2 separate regions of the Homo sapiens genome follow, and region 1 is linked to region 2. The links are chromatin contacts, found by Hi-C or POLR2A ChIA-PET in ENCODE. All regions are on one chromosome and are shown on one strand. Each heading gives the region's core, a stretch centred on a gene start or an enhancer-like site at or near the end of the contact. The rest is flanking DNA. Distances are from core to core; before and after follow the strand shown.

Region 1 (5,388 bases), core at 2,887-5,386, 130 kb before region 2:
CGTATCTTTTGAGAGGGTGTCACTTAACCCACTATAAAGACATTATCCAAAACCAACAAACTAAGTTAAATAGCCCAGATATAAAACAATTCAAAGGTTAGAAGACAAAACAAAGCAAATTGAAAGGTACACAGTAAATACATACAAGTAAGACGATGTGACGTGTAGACTTTTAACACACAGAGTAGGATAATGCATGTATTGTGTAAATGCTCAGTATCAACTGGGCATTAGAATATTGTGCATATTTGGAATGACACATGAAAATGGAATTATGCTTGAAAAAACATCAAACAATTAAATATTAAGATAAGGCCTTAGGCCAGGCATAGTGGCTCATGCCTGTAATCCCAGCACTTTGGGAGCTGAGGCGGGCGGATCACCTGAGGTCAGGAGTTCGAGACCAGCCTGGTCAACTTGGTAAAACCCCATTTCTACTAAAAATACAAAAATTAGCTGGTTGTGGTGGCGCACGCCTGTAATCTCAGCTACTCGGAAAGCTGAGGCAGGAGAATTTCTTGAACCCGGGAGGCGGAGGCTGCAGTGAACTGAGATCACACCACTGCACTCCAGCCTGGTCGAGACAGAGCGAGACTCCATCTCAAAAAAAAAAAAAAAAAAAAAAAAAAAAGATAAGGCCTTTAAATAAAGGATTAAAAGTTCAAGCATGATTAAAAGAAAGCTTGGAAAATAAAATAATGGATCCAAGCCCATCAGGTGAAGGCGCTCAGGAAAGGAAATGTTGACTTTTCCTCAGCTCAAATGTGGGGCAGGGGGGATATTCACCAGTTAGCACTGCATCTCAGGGGGTGGGGTTAGGTGGGAAATTATGCATCCCTGTATTTCAAGGGAGTGGGATTAGGTGCGAGATGAATCACTGTATCATCTCAGGGAGTGGGTTAAGTGTGATTTACATCAGGAGACCTGAACCCGGCCCGCCCATCATCTGAGATGTGCATCCCTGTGCGAGGCTGCAGTGTTAGGTTCCCTGTGTAAGGCTGCAGTGTTAGGCTGCGTGGGTCAGATAGAGTAGTGTCGGTCTCTCCAGAAACAACTTGAGTGAACCCCTGCATGTCCTTTGTGTCATCAAGGCTGATTATCAACTTTGTAATATAAGGAAATTCAAACCAAGTCATGTTAGACCCGTTCTGGCTCTAAATGGCTATCTAAGGGTCTATAAATTTCCTCTGTGAGAGTGAGCATTCCTGAGCATTAGAATGCAATGTCTAGGGAGGCTTTGGAATCCTTCCTCTGAGGTTCTGAACATACGGGCACATTCCCATCTGTCTGGAATAATCATGTACTGTTCTGCACAAAATTAGGAGGATTAACCAGCAGACCCCTTGGGTCCTGTGGTTCCCAAGAGCCTCTCAGCTCTGACCTTCTCACGTGTTCTCTACCACAAACCGAGGCCAGCAGGGAACGAGTTCTGTAACTCAAGAGGGCAAAAGCTCTCCTAAAGCAACAATGTAGTCCTGAGTCCTGATTTCAAAGAAATAACTTAGTGGAGGCACTCTCCAAGTCACACCAGAGAACGTCAAAGTTCAGGGACAAAGTTCTCATATCAGTCCCCAAATGCCAGTCCACAGACAACTGCCAGTTCACAAGAAACTATTCTTTGCTTCGTGGTGAAATGAAAGAAAAGTAAGGACAGATGTGCGTGTGTATGTGTATATACATGCATATTCACATTATACCTTTTACATAAAATATTTTCTCCTGGGAAGAAATGTCCTTGCTTTTAAAATTATGTCTTGTCTTTTGTGTTAAAGCATTCTTTCTTTTATGAACCAGTGATGGTAGGTGATGGTAGCTGATGGTAGCTGTTTCATTATTCCTTTTTTTTTTTTTTTTCAGACGGAGTCTTGCTCCATCGCCCAGGCTGGAGTGCAGTGGCGCAATCCCGGCTCATTGCAACCTCTGCCTCCTGGGTTCAAGCGATTCTCCTGCCTCAGCCTCCTGAATAGCTGGAATTACAGCTGTGCACCACCACGCCCAGCTAATTTTTGTACTTTTAGTAGAGGCGGGGTTTTGGCATGTTGGCCAGGCTAGTCTCAAACTACTGACCTCAGGTGATCCACCCGCCTCGGCCTCCCAAAGTGCCAGGATTACAGGCATGAGCCACTGCACCCAGCCCGTTAGTAGTTTATTTTTAACGCTATTACAGGGAAAAAAGTTTGTTGTTTTTTAAATTGGGCATCTTTCTTTAATCCCCCATTAAAAGCTTTCTTTATTCCTTGGCTTCTTTGTAAAATCTCGAAGTCTGGGAATCTCTGTCATAGCTTTACAGTCACTTTCAAGGAGCTTTCAGAACCCTCCAAAGCTGGGCCCCACGTAAGACAATCCTGGCTCGAATCACTTGACTTTGCCACCCTGCAGACTCCTGAAGCTACAACACCAGGAAGTGAGGTGAGGACTTTCACCTGAACCCCAATTACATCCACAGTGAGAGGGAACATGCGGGCGGCTGGAGAGCCTATCTTCTCTGAATCATCTGGGGATAAAGTCACAGGCAGGAAAGCAACAAGCAGGTGGCCTTTATCTGGGGATTGGCCATTCCTCCCCACATACTTGCCACAAGCCCTCTAGAATGGAATAGATGTCAAACTCTTGCTGAATGAGTTCATATTCCTACCCTGCTTTTAAATGTTTAAGTCATAATCATCTTAGTTTTAAAGCCTCATTATTGCGGTATTTTTAGCATTCTAGTTTTCCAGATACATATATCATGTTACCAACCACAGTTTAAAAGCTCTTATGGCAACTTACTCATGCGCGCATTTTATTCTCTTTAAATTCTCTCCTAAGATGAGGAAAAGGGGGGTGTAGAAAATTTCCTCTGAACAATCAGAGGATTGTACATAGACACAATTTGGTCATGTATTGAAGTGAACCTTAGCTGGGGAAAAATTAAAACCTAACAAGAAACAAAAGAGGAACCTACTGTAGAAAACAATGAGTTTGTTCAAATGCATTCTTAACATTTCTGTGAGTACTAATCAACCATGAGAAACTTGTATAGCATAAAAGTGTCCACTAGGAGGCACTGCAGTCAAAGCACACAGAAATAGACCCAAAACCCTTAATTTATGTAAACTCACGTGTTTTTATTAATATTGTCAATAGTGAACTGTTTTTGCAAAATGAGAGGTCACTATTTTTCAGACCTGATTAGGAAAAATTGCACAAGGCACTTCTTGCTGAAGAAAAAAAATCCATTTTCTGGCAGCAGGAGTTAGCTGACTCGTGGCAATCCAGAGTTGGCCTCTTACTAAGGTCAATATGCATGTGCTCAGGAAACTTGAACCCACACAAGAATGTGAACCAAGACGGTCAGGCCAGAGATAACATGCGGGTCTTGTAAATGTCAAACTTTGCTTCCTCTGCTCAGCTGAAAACATCCTCTTCTCTTTCCCTTATCCTCCTCCCACCCTACCACTCCTGATGATATCCATAAACAAAAAAATTTTAATGACTCGTAGAAGCTTTAAAATAGGAGGACATTTAATTTCATAACGCATCTGCGGTCACAAGCTGACTGCAGCTGAGTGAAGATACAACCTTTAGCAGTGCTCCCTGACTACAGGTCAAGTGGATGCTCTCCTTGTGACTGTAGCAGATGGAGGAGGAAAGGTAAAGGTGAATGCAAGAGGCTAGAAACATACATTGTGATCCCTTTTTTAAAGCCTTTGATTTTTTAAGATTAAACTAACCCATTTTTTTAAGTATATGATTTGTTCATTAAACTACAAATACATGTCTTGGATTGCAAGCTGAAGAGCAACTGAGAGCTAGGAGAGGCATGATAAGACCCAGGAAAGAAACTACAGCAAGGCGCCCTCATGTCGCTTAGAATACAATGCAGGTCCCTGTAGCTCCTGCTCCCTGAGCCTCCTGGCACGCCTGTTAAACAACCACTGCCTTATTCACGCAGAGAACTTGCCATGCTGGGGTCGCCCAGGGAAAGTGAAGTTTTGGTCAGTGTTTTGGGTTGAATTGTATGTCTTCTCCGAAAAAATATGTTGAAGTCCTAACCCCTCTTTACATGCCAATGTGACATTATTGGAAGGAGGGTCTTTGCAGTTGTCCTCAAGTTAAACTTCGGCCACTAGGTGGCGCTCATCCAATGTGACTGCTGTCTTTATAAGGAGAGGAGATTTGAACACTGAGATGCAGAGACAGAACGCGGTGGGACGACAGAGGGAGAGAGGGGGGTGATGCGTCCACTAGCCAAGGAACACCAAGGACTGTTAGCAGCTGGGAGAGATGGAAGGAGCTCCGGAAGAAACCAGGCCTGCCCACACCTTGATTTCAGACTCCTGTTCTCCAGAATTGGAGAAAATAGATCTCTTGTTTTAGGTCACCCAGTTTGTAGTCCTTCATTATGGCAGCCCTAGGAAACTCATGACCAAATCTGGAAAAAGTAGGCCGGGCACGGAGGTTCACGCCTGTAATCCCAGCACTTTGGAAGGCCAAGGTGGGTGGATCACCTGAGGTCAGGAGTTCGAGACCAGCCTGGGCAACATGGCAAAACCCCGTCTCTACTAAAAATACAGAAATTAGCTGGGTGTGGTGGCGGGCGCCTGTAATCCCAGCTACTCAGAGCCTGAGACAGGAGAATCACTTGAACCCAGGAGACGGAGGTGGCAGTGAGCCAAGATCGTGCCACTGCACTCCAGCCTGCACAACAGAGCAAAACTCCATCTCAAAAAAAAAAAAAAAATGGAAAAAGTAGAATGGAATTCTGGGAATGATAATCAAGAGAGGTTCAACTGCTGAAGCACGAAGTTTTAAGGCTTTTTTTTTCTGTGTCTTCTCCTTTTCTTCCCTATTTTCCGGTCTACTCAACCCCGATATTCCAATTTCTCAATATGAAATATTATTTTTAGTTATCTTTAAACGCACAGCTGTTGGTGATTTCTGGAGACATGCCCATTTTTTCCAGTCCATTTTGTAGATCTCCTCAAATACCTAAAAACTTCACAGTCCAGTTGGCATTTTTAAAGCACTTTGCTCCTTTGAGTTGCTCAAATTATTTGACATAAATGTTCCCTTATTCATGTCAGTTTAAAGGAAAAGATAAGTACAGATCTTATTTTAAACCTCAGGAAATATACAGCAAAGTTAAGCATCTTATAGTAAATCACGTTGCCTTTCAGCGAGTGAGCAGAGCCTGGTGGACGGACTCCCAACTGCCTGTATAGTCTTTTTAAAGTATTATACAATTATATTTTATTCTTTATTACCCACCTACAAGACAAGAATGAATAAATCCTCCAAAATGGTGGTCACTCAAGAGTTGCCTTTTGGGGACCTTTCTCTTTTTTTTGATAGAAATGCCTCTGATATTTTGAGAATTCATAAAATCTCAAACAAAATGGAGCGAGT
Region 2 (5,697 bases), core at 3,111-5,610:
TGAAGGGCTCCTCAAGTGCGGCCAGAATGGGCACCAAGGCCAAGGAGGCACGCAGAGAGCAAGGGCTGGGAGGGCTGCCAGCAGGCTGTCACCTCTCACTATGAGGGAGAGCAGATTTGTCAAGGCTGCTTAAACAGTCCCATGATTCTGTGGGAGGGGCACCCATGTAAAAGGGGTCCCCTTAGGCCCCGAATTTACCATGGCCTGGGTAATAGGCCTATTTGCTGGGAGAATATAAAGCTAGTCCACCATGGCTTGCATATGAAGCATATTAACTGCTTCATCTGGGGGGCTTCACTTGGTATTTTATAGGGAGAGTTGGGCAGTCCCCTTCTCAGAGCAAACCGACCTTATAATGGCATTCTGCGGTCCACTAGGCTGATTGCTTTCTTAGGAATAACCCCCTGTGCATTTGGAACACGTATACTCAGTGATTGTTCAGTAATGAGCTGTGGGTCCTGCATTAATCCAAACAAGCTCTTAAATTGTGTAGCATTTAGGCCGGTGCGGTGGCTCACACCTGTAATCCCACCACTTTGGGAGACCAAGGCAGGCAGATCACCTGAGGTCAGGAGTTCAAGACCAGCCTCGCCAACATGGAGAAACCCCATCTCTACTAAAAATACAAAATTGGGCATGGTGGCGCATGCCTGTAATCCCAGCTACTTGGGAGGCTGAGGCAGGAGAATCACTTGAACCCAGGAGGCAGAGGTTGCCGTGAGCCGAGATTGCTCCATTGCACTCCAGCCTGGGCAACAAGAGCCAAACTCTGCCTCAAAAAGAAAGAAAGAAAGAAATTTGATCCCACCACTTACTTGGCAGCTGTGCAACCTTAGGCTAAGAAAGAGAAGATGGGAGGTGACGGGGAGCCTCACCCAGTGTCAGTGGAGAGACTTAGGAGAGCCCTCCTCGGCTGACAGCATGGCAGGAAGGGTAAATAATAATTGAGTTTTGGAATCAGCTGGACCTGGGTCCTAATCCGACTTCAGATTCTTTAGCTGCCATGTTCTTGGGTACACTACCTAGTCTCATCTGTAAAACTGGAACCTTGAAGTAGCTATCTCCTAAGGTTGCTATGAGAATAAAATGAGACAATGTATGAAAAGAGATGACAGCCCCAGGCACCTCATAAATGCTCAGTTAATAGTGGCTTATTTGTCCGGATACACTAGAATTCCTGCCCTCCCATCCCACCTTTCTCCTCACTGATAGTGAGACTCCCTGATAGTGAATGAGTGAATGTCAAAATGAAGAGACAATTGGCAAGTAAAATAAAGAGACACTTGGCAAGTAAAATAAATGTTCTTCGCTGTTTAGACACAGGAATTCTATTTATTCATTGACAATATGCAGCCAATGTTTATTGAGCATCCGGCACCACTTTAGGTCTATCCTAAGGGTACCATCATGATGCAAATATTATAATCGCAAGTTTACAGCTGAAGAAGCGGAGCCACCATGCAGGGGGTGACAGACCCCTGAGTGTTCAAGCTGCAACCTGGACCCAAACCTTCTAACTCCAAGGATACACTCCCTTCCTTAGTGAGCTCATCCAGTGGTCTAGCTTTACATGCCGTCAACAATGCTTATAATTACCAAATGTAGAGCCCCTCCAGCTCAGACATCTACCCTGAACTCTCTTTTTTTTCCTTTTTTCTAGAGACAGGGTCTCTTCTGTTGCCCAGGCTGGAGTGCAGTGGCATGATCATGGCTCACTGCAGCTTAAAATTCCTAGGTTCAGGCAATCCTCCTGCCTCAACTTGCTGAGGCGCTAGGACTACAGGTATGCACCACCATGCCCGGCTAATTTATTTAATTTTTTGTAGAGTTAGGGGGTCTCACTACGTGGCCCAGGCTGTTCTTGAACTCCTGGCCTCAAGAGGTCCTCCTGCCTTGGCCTCTCAAAGTGTTGGGATTACAGGTGTGAGCCACCATGCCCAACCTCCCCTGAATTTCAACTCTTTTATCCAATATATATTTTTTGATATTTCTAGTGGGATGTCTAATAATCGTCTCAAATTTAATGTACAAAGCCAAGTTGTTGACAACCATACCCTCCCTCCAGCCAACCAGGTACTCTCACATTTCTCATCAATCTCAGTACATAGCCAGTCCATTCTTATCAGTTGCACAAATAAAAACTTTGGAATCATCTTTGACTCTTCTACACCCATGTAATCTGTGGATAAATCTTTTCAATTCTACTACAAAAAAAATATACAGAATCTGACCACCATCCACCTCCTCCATGCCACCAACCTGGTCCAGGCCACCCCCATCTCTTGCCCGAATAACTCGCTAGAGCCCTTACTGGCTTCCCTGCTCCCACCCTTGTTTACCAACAGGCCAATTTCCAACCTTGAAATCAGTGTGATTTTGTTAAAACATGAATCAGATCACACTGTTTTTTTTGTTTGTTTGTTTGTCTGTTTTTGTGAGACAGAGTCTTGCTCTGCCACCCAGGCAGGAGTGCAGTGGCATGATCTTGGCTCACTGCAATCTCTGCCTTCTGGGCTCAAACGATTCTCCTGCCTCAGCCTCCCAAGTAGCTGGGATTACAGGCACCTGCCACCACGCCCGGCTAACTTTTGTATTTTTAGTAGAGATGGCATTTCACCATGTTGACAAGGCTGGTCTTGATCTCCTGACCTCAGGTGATCCGCCTGCCTTGGCCTCCCAAAGTGCTGGAATTGCAGGCGTGAGCCACCACACCCAGTTGAGACCCTGCCTCTTAAATTTAATTAATTAACTGAATTTTTAAAATTGAAAAACTGTCCAACAGCTTCCCATCTCATGTTCTATGCATAATCTACGATCTGTGCATGATCCATGACCTGTCTGTGAGCTCTGTGTGATCTGTTCATGATCTATGTATGATCTATGATCTGTGCATGATCTTTACATGATCTTTCCATGGTCTACACAGGACCGCCCCATCCTTACCCTCCTGTCTTCACCTCATGATCCTTTCTCACTTTCTCCAGATACATTGAATATGCCAGGGTCTCTCCTGCCTTCTCTCCTTTGCCTTCGTGGCTCATTCCCTCTCTTCTTTTCAGGTCTTCATTCCACTAGGTAGGTCTTTTTACATAGTACCCCACCCTTCCCCCAGCTCAGTTATCACTTCTAAGATGCCATAGATTTCCCTGGTCTATCTCTCTCTTTTTTTTTTTTTTTTTTTTTTTTTTGAGACAGAGTCTTGCTTGTTGCCCAGGCTGGAGTGCAGTGGCACAATCTCAGCTCACTGCAACTTCCACCTCCCGTCCTGGGCTCAAGTGATCCTACCATGTCAGCCTCCCGAGTAGCTGGGACAACAGGAATGCACCACCACGCCCGGCGAGTTTTTGTATTTTTTTGTAGAGATGGGGTTTCACCATGTTGTCCAAGCTATCTATGTCATTTTCCATCTGTCTCCTTGCACTAGAATGTAAGTTCTTCAAAGACAGAGATCTTTGTTGTGCTCACAACTCACCCGTCTCCTTAGCACCTAGAAGATTGCTTAGCACACATGTTTAATAAATATTTGTTGAATGAATGAGTAATTAAATAAACGTAATACTTTCTTCTACAAACTGTGCCTAAGAAGATAGCCATGTGCAAAGGCTAAAACTCTGATGTTAGAGAAAGGATTTTATTTATTTTTTGAGACAGAGTGCAATGGCACAATCTCAGCTCACTGCAACCTCCGCTTCCTGGGTTCAAGCAATTCTCCTGTCTCAGCCTCCTGAGTAGCTGGGATTACAGGCATGCACCACCACATCCATCTAATCTATGTATTTTCAGTAGAGACCGGGATTTTGCCATGTTGGCCAGGCTGGTCTTGAACTCCTGACCTCAGGTGATCCGTCCACCTTGGACTCCCAAAGTGCTGGGATTACAGGTGTGAGCCACCTTGCCGGGCCTAATTTTTGTGTTTTTAGTACAGATGGGGTTTTACCATGTTGGCCAGGCTGGTCTCAAACTTCCAACCTCAAGTGATCCACTGGCCTCAGCCTCCCAAAGTGCTGGGATTACAGGCGTGAGCCACTGCGCTGGCCCCAAATGTTCTTAATCACTGATGCAAGTAGACAAGAGGGCAGAAGTACAGGAAATAATTCAGACCACAGGCCTAGGAGCCAGAAGGGAGATTTCTATTCTTAATTCTCTGCCATTGGGCTTCCAGAGCCTCCTTCCAGAGCCTAATAGTTTGGATTCTATTAGTCAGCATTGATTTGGGTTTACTTCAGTTTAATTTAGTAGGAACCTCCAGCTAAGCTCCAGAGTGGAGAGGAGTACAAATTTTCATTTTCACCAAGGTCTTGTTTATAAAGAAATGAATTTAGTCACATTTTACCTTGGCAGGCAGCCCGTTTGTCCCATACTGCCCCAGAGAAAAGCTACTGTAACAAAGGCAGACACATAGTAGACGTGTTAAAGAGCTTGAGGGTCATCCAGTAGGTTTTGCCAACCTCCAGACAACTCTGCCTGTTACTGAGTCTCAGCTTATCCAGTAAAAGTCCCACCTAGAGCCACAAGATTAAAACTGCTGGATGAGGCTCATCTCGAACAGCCCCACACTGGCAGCCAAGAATCCCAAAAGAAAAAAAAAAGAAAAACTTGCTAAACTGGTTGCCAAGGACACTTTGCTTTGAATGAGACTCTACTTTGAGAGGGAGAAGCAAAGGTGAAGAGAGGAGAGTAAATCTCAGGCTGTGCTTCTCCCCTGAACTTCAACCCCAGGAAAACGGCATAGCTAAATTACAAAAGGACTTCCAAATTGGGGCATGTGTCTAGGCAACTTCCCAGGAGAAGACAATACGAATGTGCAAATTCCATATTGCAGATAATCTCTTCTACCTGAAAAAAAATGCAAAACTGAGAGGAGAGGAGGCAATACTTAGTGCTGTTATGCAGGAAGAACTGTTCTTTTTTTTTTTTTTTTGAGACAGAGTCTCACTCTGTTGCCCAGGCTGGAGTGCAGTGGCACGATCTCAGCTCACTGGATTCAAATGATATTCCTGCCTCAACTTCTCAAGTAGCTGGGATTACAGGCATGAGCCACCATGCCCCACTAATTTTTATATTTTTAGTAGAGATGGGGTTTCACCATCTTGGCCAGGCTGATCTTGAATTCCCGACCTCAAGAGATCCACCCACCTCAGCCTCCCAGAGTGCTGGGATTACAGGCATGAGCCACTGCACTCAGCCAGAACTGTTTTTTTTTTTTTGTTTTTTTTTTTGTTGTTGTTGAGATGGAGCCTTGCTCGTCGCCCAGGCTGGAGTGCAATAGCACGATCTCGGCCCACTGCAACCTCTGCCTCCCAGGTTCAAATGATTCTCCTGCCTCAGCCTCCTGAGTAGCTGGTATTACAGGCATGCACCACCACACTCAGCTCATTTTTTTGTGGAGATGGGGTTTTACCATGTTTAGTAGAGATGGGGTTTCACCATGTTGGGTCAGGCTGGTCTTGAAATCCTGACCTCGTGATCCCCCTGCTTCGGCCTCCCAAAGTGCTGGGACTACAGGCGTGAGCCACTGCATCAGGCCAGAACTGTTGTTTTATAGGAGACGAAGAGATTCACAAACAGCCAGGAGCTAGGTCCTCCCTGCTTTGTATTGAAGCCGGAAAATCGAAGAGATTCACAAACAGCCAGGAGCTAGGTCCTCCCTGCTTTGTACTGAAGCCAGAAAATCGTGGATTCATTGTCTGAGAATGA

What was found. A loop is a pair of places that touch in the nucleus more often than their neighbours do. ChIA-PET counts read pairs that join two places held with the same protein, here RNA polymerase II (POLR2A). Pooled maps may share reads with other maps.
Region 1: a loop to region 2 is called in a map of PC-3, with 4 times the contacts of the local background. The contact joins two enhancer-like sites. A Hi-C loop is called at or near these places in 3 of 168 maps with a recorded cell type or tissue (Calu3, PC-3 and PC-9) and 1 of 50 pooled maps. POLR2A ChIA-PET finds 5 or more read pairs at or near these places in 2 of 52 experiments (IMR-90 and Panc1).

The regions. Positions count from the first base shown.
Region 1 is chr5:17,188,324-17,193,711 of GRCh38, reverse strand. All of the region lies in intron 1 of BASP1-AS1 (BASP1 antisense RNA 1), which reads left to right. Among named protein-coding and RNA genes, the nearest start is that of BASP1-AS1, 26 kb to the left of the region's middle. RefSeq lists a silencer at 3,138-3,432. Within about 2 kb of position 4,136, at least 5 of the 41 ENCODE cell types and tissues checked have a DNase peak (open chromatin) inside an H3K27ac peak, as active enhancers do.
Region 2 is chr5:17,056,439-17,062,135 of GRCh38, reverse strand. No RefSeq gene overlaps it. Among named protein-coding and RNA genes, the nearest start is that of MIR10522, 97 kb to the left of the region's middle. Within about 2 kb of position 4,360, at least 6 of the 41 ENCODE cell types and tissues checked have a DNase peak (open chromatin) inside an H3K27ac peak, as active enhancers do.